2 separate regions of the Homo sapiens genome follow, and region 2 is linked to region 1. A link is a contact called in ENCODE Hi-C data. All regions are on one chromosome and are shown on one strand. Each heading gives the region's core, a stretch centred on a gene start or an enhancer-like site at or near the end of the contact. The rest is flanking DNA. Distances are from core to core; before and after follow the strand shown. Region 1 overlaps MACROD2 (mono-ADP ribosylhydrolase 2). Region 2 overlaps KIF16B (kinesin family member 16B).

Region 1 (6,555 bases), core at 965-3,464:
AGTGTCCAGGTGAGCCCAGTGTAATCACAAGTATATCTATAAGCAAATAGGGAAGCAGGAGAGTCAGTGAGAGGGAAGGAGATGCGTTGGTAGAGGCAGAGGAGAGACCACAAGAGAGCGATTGAGATTTGAACATGCTATGCTGCTGGCTTTGAAGATGGAGGAAGGAGGCGATGAAACAAGGAATACAGGTGGCCTCTAGAAACCGTAGTAGGTAATCAAACAGATTTTTCCCCAGAGCCTCAAGAAGGAACATAGCTCAGCTGACACCTTGACGCTAGCCTCATAAGACCCATTTCAGACATCTGGCCTCCAGAACTGTAAGAAAATCAGTTTGCATTGTGTGAAGCCACTAAGTAATTTACTGCAGCAAGTAGAAACTAGTACATTACCTCTACCGCTACTCTAGTATTTCGCATCCAAATTTAGAACACTCCTTTTGAAAATCCTAGACTTTCCCACTGTCTTCTTTTGGGTGGTGATGAGGCAAAGATGATTGACAGATGGGTAGGCAAACAGAGTACCCTCCTTCTGAGTCTCCTCAGTTGCACTTTCAATGATGTTTATTAATTTAAAAACTATCCAGCATGAATATGTACAAGGCACTGGGCTCGGGGCTGGGGCACAAACAAAAACAAAATAGAAAACCCACCCACCCACCCACACACACACACACACACACACACACACACACACACACAAACAATCTCTACCCTCAAGGGGAAGCTAAGCCCTCAGTAGTGAAAACAGATTCATCTGGATGGAAGTTCTTAAAATGTGTTCCTTGGACCAGTAGCTTCAGCATCATCTAGGAACTTGCTAAAAGTGCAAATTCCTGAGCTCCCCTTCGAGTATATTTCTTATACAATAATTGCTGTGGTTTGGTTTCTCTATTAGAATATTAGGACTTTATGAAAGTTTGAACCCTGTGTGTGTGTGTGTGTGTGCATCTCTTGTGTTATATGTAGGAATTCACATTTATATATCCTAGAGACAAGACAGTGAAAACAATAGAAAGCAAATAAGCAGAGTTTGGAGGCTCATGGTCCAGACTTCCTGGCAACAGGCTGCGTAACACTGCTTAGTCTGCCAGTAACCCTAGCTCCAGCAGGTGTAGCCCAAAGTGAGGGCAGAGGCTTTCCAAGTTGAATGTGCATGAAATCACCTGAAGCCTTTGTTAAAGCATGGCTTTCAGTGCCCTATCCCTCAAGTTTCTGGTTTAGTAGATCTGGAGATGGCAGGAGTCAAAATGTTGCTTTTTCTTTTAGAGACAGAGTCTCACTCTGTCGCCCAGGCTGGAGTGCAGTGGCGTGATCTCAGCTCACTGCAAACTCCACCTCCCAGGTTCAAGCGATTCTCCTGCCTCAGCCTCCTGAGTAGCTGGGATTACAGGCAAGCACCACCACGCCCGGCTAATTTTTGTATTTTTAGCAGAGACAGGGTTTCACCATGTTGGCCAGGCTGGTCTCAAACACCTGACCTCCTGGTCTGCCCGCCTCGGCCTCCAAAAGTGCTGGGATTACGGGCTTGAGCCACCGTGCCCGGCCAAAATTTTGCATTTTTAATGAGTTCCCAGGTGATGGTGGTACTGCTGGTCCAGGGACCACAGCTTGAGAACCACTGGCAAAGCCCTCATTATCCAAACCAGCTGGCTCACAACTGCCACTGTGGGAGAAGATGCTTCTTTAGCGTCACTGTGGACCCCCAGTACCTGCAGCTGAGACACAGGGCATTACCTGTGGTAAGGATGAGGACCTCTTCCCGACTCCAACCCACAGTATGTCGGAGATCAGCCACTTATAAGCCTCTCTTCCCGCATATGCCCTCTTTGTGGTCATTGCACAACACATTTCTCCCACAGTGGCAGGTGATATGGACAAGGGAACACAGAGACCGCGTGCCTAGGTTAGAAGAGTACAGAACCAAGGACTGTGTTTGTTTATTGGAAAGCAGCCCTGTGGTACGCAAAATGCATCCTGAGCAGCATATATTGGAGTTGTGTATACAAAATCATGTATGCTACTAAAGGGTCCTTGTTATGCCAGGGCCACGACTACTCCAAATGTCATGCTCGGGGTCAGGTTCCAGCCCCAGCTGAGGTCTGATGGGAGTGGGTGGATGGGCAGATGGCAGGTGAAAGGTAGTTTTATTTAGCAGCTCTCTTATCAGCAGCTCTCTCACACTAGCTCTCTTATACTCTCTGCCTTTATCTCGGCTGTTTGCTCCGGCTCTGCGGCCCCTGTCAGCAGCCAACTCCCACACACAGCCGCAGGACCAGCCTGCAAGGCCAGCTCTCCCTTACAGTGTTAGCAGCTTAACTCTTTCTCTCTCTGGGCACGAGTGCGAGCCATGGCTCCCTTCTCTCCGTCTTGCAGTACTCTCTCTCTTTCTCTTGGCCCCAGCACAAGAGCGCCTGTCTGGCATCAGCGGGGCAGTTATACTTTTTACAGACAGTAGTGACTCAGAGCCAAGTGTGAACTTAAACAGATTATATAAAAAGTGGAGTATACACCTGCACCCTAAACTCACTAAGTCATGCTGGCCTGGATGTCCGCCTTGGCCTATTCTTGAGCAAAGCACATCCATACACCTTACAGTCATTCTTTCCTTATTTTGATGAACAGGATATATGGGGGGAAAATGAAGATAAAAATTCCCCATCATTTTCATAGTTCTACTTGTCTTTAGACATAGAAACAAGAAGGAGTCATGTGAAAGAAGATGGCATTCTCTCTACAAGGGTTGAAAAAAGAGCAAAAATAGGATCGGGGGCATAACTCTTGCTCAACTTGCGGAAGTTCCCCACACAAAGTAAAAATAAACCCTGCTTTAGCAGCCCTTATCTGATTTAAGTCAGTTTGTCTTCCAAGATCTAACATTTCCTCCGTTGAATTTGAGGGGCTTATTTTAATAAGAAAAGAAAAAAGGAGAAGCTGAACAGGGCCTTTAGAGCAACACACATAAGCTGTTTGCCATATTGAATCAACACCTGGGGCATTGATCTGAAAGCTAAACGCAGGCTGTTCACCTGGATTGCCAAGTATAACAGAAGCAACTGGCTCACTGACATCAGAGAGAGCGTACTTCACCAGGGCTCCATCTGCAATTGCCTTTGAGGACCAGAGATAATCAGAAAAAAAGTACAGAGGTTGTTCTGAAACCTAATTCCAACTTAGGAGCATTTATTTCTCCTTTCCGTAAACTACCTGTGATTTCTAATCAAAAATGCTTTTCTAAACCCAGCTGACCTAATTCTCCTTTTCTCCCTCACAGCGTGTCTTTTTGTTGTTGTCGATCTTTGGCTTCGCTTATTCACCAAGCACAGTTGTTGTTGCCTAGCTCTCTAAGCTTGTGTGTCCTGCCTTTCCCAACATTCCAAGGAGTAATGGTCTCATTAACCCAGTAATTAAAGAAATCCTGTACCTTTCCACTCTGGCTAGCTGCCCTCTTCCTTTTCCCCTATTGTTCTCTCAGTAACACCACCAGCAGATGGTTTGAGATTTTCACCCTTTCAAAAGCTTTATGTTTTTCCCATCTCATCAAGCATATCTCAGCCAAGTGTAATTAGCTTAAGGCTTTTGAATCCTTAAGGGAGATCAGTTAAAGACTTGAGCAATTTCAATGAAGAGCTTGAAAAGCCAATCCTGGAAGGCTAAGGGTAACCACAGGAGAGCCACTATTATTTAGAAGCAAAGACCCTCTCCTCCGCCCATCCCTCCTTCTTTAGGCACTTTAAATTCTCAGAATATTCATGAGGCCTCCAGGGCTTTGGGACTCTATTTGGACCATTATTGAGTAGGTGGGATATTTAAGCTCTTACTCATCATCGGGTCAGTTGGTTCCTTTTAATTGATTTCAATCAAGGGGCCATTTTTGGGGAGCCTTAAGTTACTCTCAAATGGCCAACAGTTTGTTTGCTAAGTCTCTTAGCCTTTTCATTCCTTTCTTTATCCTTTGGTTGTTGGAAACTAGCTTTCTTTGTAGTTCAAGCAGTTCATATGAAGTCTAAATTAATTAACTGCAACACAGATTTGCACCCTACCTTTGAGTGATGGTGAACCCCCTTGATTCCTGAATAGCCACATGTATTGTGGTAGTTGATCCCACAGCCCAAGCCCTTTTTCCCCATACTTGGGAAAAAGCAAGTTGTTTTGAGACCAAATTAAACTCTATTTTTATTGAAATGGAGTGGAGTAGTGCTTAAGTGTGTGAAGCACAGATTGTTGGTGGGATGTTAAGAGAGGGGCCCAGGCTCTCCCTCGAATTGGGTGATGTGTATTTTCCCCATGCTTTCAAGTGGGAGGCTCGGAGGCTCAGGTGTTGGGTAATAGGATGATTAAGTGTGTTCTCATGTCTAGTTTCTCATTACCAAGACTTGGGTAAAAGGAGAATTACTTTTGTAAATCTACTACCATCTTTTTCAAATAAAAGGAACCAATGCCAAAACATTTGATTAGAACGACCTCTTTTTGTCTCAAGTACACTAATCAGCTTCTGTTTGAACAGTGATGCATAGGTATGGAGATGTGCCTGTATTAAATATTATACATCTACTGTACCATTAGAGGACACTACAATCACAACTTAGAGGAAAATTCCTTGTAAAACATGGGATGTGTGTTCTGAGCCGTGGTATGACATGGAATTGGCTTGCAAAGCAGACTCCAAATACTTATGAATTAATTTATTGCTGTCTGAAAAATATGACATAATGTTTGAAGTACAAATTGGCTTACAAAAAGATATAAGCAGGGTGAACATTTTTGGTAGGTAAGACAGAAATGTAGCTGCATTTTATAAATGTTTGTTTTGCATAGGAGAGTGATAAATTACAGTAGAGTTTCACTATTATTGCTTTGAATACGGTAGGCCTAAAGAAACTAGACTATCCCAGCCAACGTGGCAGTTCTGAACCACAGAAACCAGTTGCATTGGTGCAGAGTAGGTAAGACTTAGAAGAAAGAAACTGCTGACAACACCTTCACTTTATAACAACATACAGTGAGGCAGAGGACTATTAGCAAACCTGATACCACAGTGTCCAGAAAATGTGCAGAGGTCATCTTCTATAAGGTTTCTTATACAACAGTTTCACCACGGCCATGGTGCTATGGGCAGGAAAGCTTTTGTTTATTCCATTTTTCAAATAACTGATGCTTAAAAAATTTTTAGGCACAGTCAAAATAATATTTAAAAATTTTTTCAAAACAGCGGTATCTACTTTTCTTCAAACTGAAATTACAGGAATTAAGGGTATGAGGAGTAAAATATACCTGACCAGGGTCACACATTCAGTAGGTGGAGCAAGGCCCTGACATTTATTATCTAACTTGTGACCCAGCATCCTTTCCACCCTACCCTTTTCCCCTCTGAGCTGCTCTGAGGGGCTGTGGCTAACAGAGTATGACACTCGAGAGGGTATGTACCTAATTGTAACTTACCCAACTTTATATAAGTTGGGTATAGATATATAAAATCACCCAACTTTATATAAGTTTCACAGTTGGAACCTGGAGGTCACCTTGTTCAACCTCCTGCTGTGATGCAGAAAGCCTTGATGATTTCCTTCCCAGCTGATGCTGTGGCCTCTGTCAAGGGACATGCACGATGGGGAGCTCACTATCTTTCGCAGGAGTTCTTTTATCCTCAAAGATTGAGTGTTTATAAATGAACTGGATTTTCCTGACGTTTCTGCTGACTCATCCCAGCTTTGCTCTGCAGAGGGAACTGAAATGAACCTGGCCTGTATGGCAAGAGTCTCCTAAGTCTTTGAAGGCAAAGCCTTCCTATAGCGCCCCCTATACTGTCTTCTGGTTAGTCGTTTATCTCGCCTATTCCAAACGTCTCTCACGTTACATGGTTTCCAAACCTTTCATCATTTGACTATGTACTTCTAAGCAAGTCAGATTTGCCAACTTCTCTCTCAAACCGTGGATATAGATTGCACACAGTGATCCATACCTTCATTTGTCTGATTCAAAGCTAAAGATTTATTTTTAATAGAAATTGCTTCAGCCCCTGGCAACTCAGTACATGAACTTCTCCCTGGGTGAGGTGAAGAAGTATCCTGGCAGTGAGGCTAACAGCCAGCCCAATTCTGAAGCCAGACTACCTCAGTTTGCAGACAGGTTGTTCTCTAATGAGCCATGAACAGGTCATTTAACTTGGTTTCCGCATCTGTAAATGGGGATCATAATAGCACCTACCTCAGCAGGTTGTTTATAGGGATGATATGATTTAACATGTGTAAAGTTCTGGCAGTAGTGCCAGGCATATAGTAAACTCTCAATCAATATTAATTATTGTGGTTATCATTGTTCTGAGTAAAAGGCTATACTCCAAACCAAGGGAAAACCTCTCATTTGTTTGTGATGAACGGTGAGAAACCTAAGAACTACAGGAACACTGGATGAAACGTTACCTCCTGCCATATAATTACTTTGCTAATCTCCTCCCTTAGTCTAGCACAATGTGGAACCATGAGAGACATTCAAGTTACTTTCATCCTCTAAGTGCGCCCAAGCTAGAAGTCCAGTAGTTTTCCTGTTGCTGCCA
Region 2 (6,616 bases), core at 1,304-3,803, 470 kb after region 1:
GGGAATGCAAAGTGGCACAGTCACTTTGCAAGACAGTTCGGCAATTTCTTATAAAATTAAATATACCCTTTCCATACAAACCAGTAATCATACTGCTTGGTATTTATGCAAATGAGCTGAAAACGTATGTCTACACAGAAACCTAAACACGGATGCGTACAGGAGCTTTACTCATAATTGCCAAATCGTGGAAGCAACCCAAAAGCAGGTGAACGGATTAAAAACAAAACAAACAAACAAAAAAGGGTGGCACATCCAAACAATGGAATATTAATCAGCTCTAAAAAGAAATGAGTTATTAAGCCATGAAAAGATATGGAGGAATATTTAATGTATATTAAATAAGTAAAAGAAGCCAATCTAAAAAGGCTCATATGGTATGATTCCACCTATATGACATTTTAGAAAAGGCAAAACTATGGAAAAAGTAAAAGGATCAGTGATTGCCAGGAATTAGCAGGTAGAGAGGGTTGAACAGTCAGAGCGCAAGGTGTTTTTAGGGCAGTGAAACTATTCTTTATGATGTTATAATGATGGACTACATCTTTATACATTTGTCAAAATTCATAGACTGTACAACACCAAGAGTGAACCCTAAGGTAAATTCTAAATTTTGAGTGACAATGATGTGTCAGTGTGGGTTCACTGATTGTAATAAATGTGTCACTGTGGTGAGGGATGGCAACAATGGGGGAGGTTGTGTACATATGGGCCAGGAAGTATATGGGAACTCTCCACACTTAAAGTTCCATTTTGTTCTTTTTGTTTTGTTTTGTTTTGAGACAGGGTCTCACTCCATCACCCAGGTTGGAGTGCAGTGGTTGATCACAGCTCACTGCAGCCTCCAACCCCCCAGGCTCAAGCAATCCTCCTACCTCAGCCTCCTGAGCAGCTGGAACTACAGGCATGCACCACCATGCCCAGCAAATTCTTTTTTTCTTTTTTTTTTTTTTTGGTAGAGACAGGGTTTCACCATGTTGCCCAGGCTGGTCTTGAACTCCTGGGCTCGAGCAATCGGCCCAACTCAGCCTCTCAAAGTGTTGGGATTACAGGCATGAACCAATGCACATGGCCTCAGCTCACTTTTGTTTGAACCTAAAACTGTTCTAAAAATAAGATTGATTTTTTTTTTAAGCAAAAGTTAAACACTGAGATGGTTTCCATTTCTACCCCAGGGTATGTGAACATAGCACCTTCACTCCGTTCTCACCTCGTCTTCCCTTGTTCCTCCCTCAATTCTCAGATCCACCAGTGAGACAGAAAACATAGGAGACAGGAAAAGAAGAATCAAATGGGAAGTGGAAAAAAGACAGGGAAGAGACATTGGGCAAAAACACATTCTCAAGTTATCTCTACTGAACGAGGTTTTGAACAGAGAGAGCTAACCATCATGAAATCTTGGTGCCTCTCAAACTCCACTATGATGCCCTCTGGAAACTTTCCGTCTCCATGAGTTTACAAAATTTAAAAAATTGACCCAACAAAAGCCAATTTTTCATTGAAAAGCACTACTAATAATTGACATGAAAGGGCAACACTGAAAAAATTCCTTGATTTGGGAAGCATAAAATATGAGTCCTAAAATACACTGTCACTCTGTGAAGACTAAGCCTCCAGGACCAATAGCTTTCTCTCTGATGGAAAGTGGTCCCTTCTAGCAATATAAGGGGTTCTGCCCCTTGACCAGCATATTATAAGTGCTGACACAGGTATGCCCCAATGACATGATGGTAATACGTGGTAAATGGTATAATTTTGTATCATCACAATTTGAATCTGCCTCACAATGATATAATCTTGAATCTTCCTTGCAGACCTCAAACAGAAACTCACTTCACATATTTAACCGCAAACAGCATAGACATTTCTCTTACAGAGAGGGCTCATTTTAAAATAAGGATATGCCTTAACAAGTATATTTAGTCATAAAAGCCTTAATAAAAATATGATTTTAAAAATCCATCACAGAATGATGCAAAAGCAAGCTGAGGGTTCTTTTGACCCACACACTGAGGCCAAACTACCTAAAGTGATTACTACACGTACTGAATTCACTGTGAGACAGAAAGTATGGCTAATTTACTACCTATGGTTCTTCAGAACTTTCCATATTTATTCTTTTTTCCATTAAGGTTTTTTGTTAATCATATCTTCTGAAATTCTGTGATTACACAAACACCAAAGATAATGACATGACTTACCTTGTTTCTTACATATAGCTGCAAACATTTAAACAAATATGAGTCCAAAATTCAAGAACTCCATGGCTGGCCTAATGTTAACATGAAACTAGGTATGAACAACAAAAATTACAACCATAGCTACTGTCGTCTATTGAGCACATTTGATCTGCTAAGCCAGGGGTTAGCAAACTAATGGTCCGAGGGTAGCACTCTGCTGCTTTTGTAAATAAAGGTTTCTTGGACACAGCCATGTCCCATTTGAGGTCTTATCTGCATATGCTTTCGTTCCACCTCCACAGAGATGAGTCATTGTGAAGGATCATACAGCCCGCAGGGCCTAAAATATTTACTATCTGGTTCTTCACAGAAAGTCTGCCAATCCCTCTTGTAGGCACAGTGCTAAGTACTTTATATAGATTATCTCTTTACATAGATTATTCCAGTGAGGTGGAAATGATTATTATCCCCATTTTAAGGAGGAGGAAACAGGTTTATCAAGATTGAGTCACAAGCAGCCAAGCCAGGCTTCGACTCCCAAACCCTCTAAACTGCCAAGCTACACTGGGTAGGAGCAGGGAGGACAACATAACCCTAACGTCATGTAACTGTACTGGTATAAAGGTAAAGCCTTCCAAAGCATCTGAAATTAAAAAAAAAAAAAAAAAAAAAAAGTAAAAGGACCAAGCCCATTTCAGGAACAGAGAGACTCCCACACACCCTGTGGAAACACTTCCTGAATGGTGTCATTATCATTGATATCACAGCATTACCAACTTTCCCATGATAACGTCATGCCACGCGCTCTCACTACACTGTGTTCAGAGAACAAACCTCTCGGCTGACTGACCGCCTGCCTACTGACTTTGCATTCTGCCCTTGTCAACCTATTCTATGTGCCACTACCATGCCAATCCCTTCTCTAAGTATTGAGAAAGTCATTACCTAAGAGCATACCGTTTGTTTTGAGTTAAACAGACTTTGATAGACCAACCTTAGAAACTAGCCATGAGGAATATCAATACTCAGAGGATAAAAACCATATCTAGGTTCTGAGAAACTAAGCACATCAATCATTTTTCAGAATGCCACTATCTTCTAAGACAGGTTTTTTTAGCAGAAAAATTGTTCACCATTTTAATAGGAAAAGACCAAATGGTAACCTACAAAGAATAAAAAGCAATTCTGTTATAAGGAATCCATTCAGGCTACAAGTCTTCTTAAGTCCTGGACACCAAAACCGCAAAAGAGCATTTAGCTTAAAACCCAACGGAAGTCCTCAGAACACAAGGAACTTTGGAGCAAGCAGGCCCCTCTACTCATCAAACTTAGAGCCACAGAGCACAAGAGCATCTTAAAGGCTCTCCCAACTTTTTATAAACAGGCCTGCTAAATTTTGCTTAATGTGATGTTTCCCAGACTTATTTGAGAAAGGATTTCTTTTTCTCTCCCTTTACAGAACCATATTAATACTAAAACAGTCCCTCAACAAACATTTCCCAAGGGTCTGCTGTGTGACAGGCACTGAACTAAGGGACTGGAACTAGAATCTGGGGAGGATACATATTAAACATAAAATTGCAAGTTATTAAATGAATGTTAGTACCCCATGGAAGAGATCGCAGGGACTAGAGTAGACACTTTGAGAAATGCTAGTATAGGAAGGACGCTGGACCAGGAGCCAGAAAACTATATTCCCACCTCAACTTGGACCCTAACTCCCTATGTAATCCCAAAGATCACTAAGTAAGGAATGCAGTGTGTGCAGACCTCGGATTCTCCCAACTATGATATGACAAGGTAGGATAAGATCAGCTCTAAGACTCCATCCATTTTGAATTCATTCTGTGTCATTAATTCAATGTGAAATGAGAGAAACGAATAAGAAATTTCAATACAGTACTTAGACACTTCAAAAGAAATACTGATGGCTCAGATAATGAAACTAAACTGGAAAAATGTCTTCAGAATAAATGTCCAGAATGTAAATGAGCTCTGAGTATTTTTCCCGAAGCAATAATGAAGCAGTAAGAACTTTAATGGGGAAATTAAGCTCTGACATGATCTAATCCACGCTCTTTTTCCAGCCTTGGCATCTCCTTCCTCCCTCCCTGCTGCTCCAAGCTCACTCAGTGTTCCCAAAAGCTCCACCTCCTCAGGTAATAGAGTTTTCTGAACTCAGGCCATCAGAAAGTCCTTCTTGCCCAATGCAGGACTCTTAACATCTATGTGTTTCCATGGCTACCCTCCGGGTCAACTCTCTCTGAACCCCTCCTGACATCCTTGCTGTCACCTTCCAAAATATCTAACCTGTTGACCACGCCCCCCTTTGTGACCCCACCAATCCTAACACTGGCCTTCAGCAGGCCTTGGCACTTACTAGCTGTGTCAAGTTTCTTACCCGCTCCAGCCTCTGTTTCCTAACATAGAATAACGAATTTGTACATTGCAGGATTTTTATGCAATTCCAATGTACATAAACATGTGAAGTGCTTAGGGCAGTGCTTGGCACATAGCAAGCGCTTATGCTCAGGATAGCCTCCTGCTTTCCCTTCCTTCCTTATGAACAGAAAGTTAGTTTTATTGAGGACAGCAATATACTCAGCTGAAGAAACAACTTCCTAGCCTTCCTTGCAAGCAAGAAGCATCATGTGGCATAGGTCTGCTATGAAATATAAATAGAAGTTGCTGAGCGGGGCTTAAAAGAGGAGTAAACTCAACTAACATATACTCCTTTGCCCTTCCCCATTTTTCCTGACAAATTTTAGATGTGATGATGTGGTCACAAAAATGTCTCAAAACCATAAGGGAGAGACCAAGAGAATTACATAGACCTCAGCTCTGGCAACTATGTACCACTAAACCCAGGCCACCAGCAGTCAGCCTAGTTCTGTAGTTTTTGGTGAGGGAAAAACAGAGACAACTTCTAACTGCCTTAGGATATGTTTTCTCAGGTTGCTCTTGCAGCCAAATGCACTCCCTGATCCAGTTAACTCTTATTAATTAGCACCTGCAACAATTTATTTCATTATCTGTTTATGTTTGGTTTCTCTACCAGACAAAAAGAGTCTTATTCATTTTCACACAACACCTCTCACCAAGCAAGTGTTCGATAAAAGTTAAATGAATGAATGAAGTGACAATAATGACCATCATAGTTTGTCTCCAGTTCTTTCACAAGAGAAAAACATTACTCTTAAGTTTCAGAAATATTTTTCTTCATCTCGAACTGAATATTCTTCAAAGAATTTAGCATTTGTAAAAGTTCCCATAGAGTGCCTGAACCTAAAGTTATTTAACAAGCACTGACATAAGAGTATTTAGTGTGCCAGGCACTGCTTTCAAAGCTTTCACAAAGAACTCATTTTATTCTCATAACAACCCGATGAGTTAGGTACTATTATCCCCATTTTACCCATCAGGAAGCTGAAGTGCAGGGAGGTTAAGTCACCCAAGGTCATACAGCCAGCAACCAGCAGAGCCAGCACTGGATTACATAGAATTTGGTTCCAGAGTTCATGTCCTTAACTGATATTCTCCACCACTTCTCAACCACTAACTGTGACAGTACATTCTTTCTGTTTCTGTGTAAACAAGGAAGGAGCTGGGAGAAATTCGATCTGAATATCTATGAAGATTCTTGGCTCCACAGATCAGCCGGGAACCAACGCAGAGGTTACTTGGCTAGAGTGGACGTTACCAAATGTACAACGAAGGATGACAGAAATAATTGTACAAGGAATTGTACATTTTAATTCTCTTAAGAACTTCCACAGTTGAAGATGAGGAAAATGAGAGGTAAAAGAAGAAATGATATTACAAGAAAAGTCTTTTAAGTGGCAAATACAAGTAAATGACACAAAAAGCTTTCTAATAGCAAGCTAATCAAAATGACTACCTAAGACCCAATTTTCAAAAACCTTTTAGCTGTAAGATATTACCCTGGTACTCTGCTCTTGAAGCAAGATTAGAAAAATTATTTAAAAGAACTCCAGAAATGTGAAGATGCATTTTCATCTTTCTGCAGCAATTCTCAAACTAGCTACAAGAAGACATTCCAGCTGAATGATTACTTATACTAAATTCTGCACAATTTATCTCTCACACAGATTCTGCATCCAGTAATTATCAGCAACCAGGCCCAATTCCATGGTATTGACAGTGGTATCTGTCACGTCTTCAGACAACTCCACTACCAAGGGCCCTGCAACAAATACAAACAGGCAGAGCGTGTTTTCCTATCTACAGTGACATCTAGTGTTAAGAAACTAAAACGCAGTCTGTAGAACAACATTTATTCCCATTACTATTGTATTTAAATGCATATTATAAAACAGGAATATATATATAGCTCTTAAGGTAAACAGCTTTTCCCATAATTGGGATTGCCAATTGTCAATTGTATTATACTCCAATATTTAAAATATCTCATAAGA

The links. Hi-C counts contacts between places; a loop is a spot of excess contacts on that map. Pooled maps may share reads with other maps.
Region 2: a map with no recorded cell type shows a loop between it and region 1 (2.3-fold over the local background). The contact joins two enhancer-like sites. A Hi-C loop is called at or near these places in 1 of 37 single-sample maps with no recorded cell type and 4 of 50 pooled maps.

What each region holds. Positions count from the first base shown.
Region 1 is chr20:16,002,422-16,008,976 of GRCh38, forward strand. All of the region lies in intron 15 of MACROD2 (mono-ADP ribosylhydrolase 2), which reads left to right. Among named protein-coding and RNA genes, the nearest start is that of KIF16B, 570 kb to the right of the region's middle. Within about 2 kb of position 2,215, at least 2 of the 41 ENCODE cell types and tissues checked have a DNase peak (open chromatin) inside an H3K27ac peak, as active enhancers do.
Region 2 is chr20:16,469,723-16,476,338 of GRCh38, forward strand. All of the region lies in intron 12 of KIF16B (kinesin family member 16B), which reads right to left. Among named protein-coding and RNA genes, the nearest start is that of KIF16B, 100 kb to the right of the region's middle. RefSeq lists a silencer at 6,232-6,467. Within about 2 kb of position 2,554, at least 2 of the 41 ENCODE cell types and tissues checked have a DNase peak (open chromatin) inside an H3K27ac peak, as active enhancers do.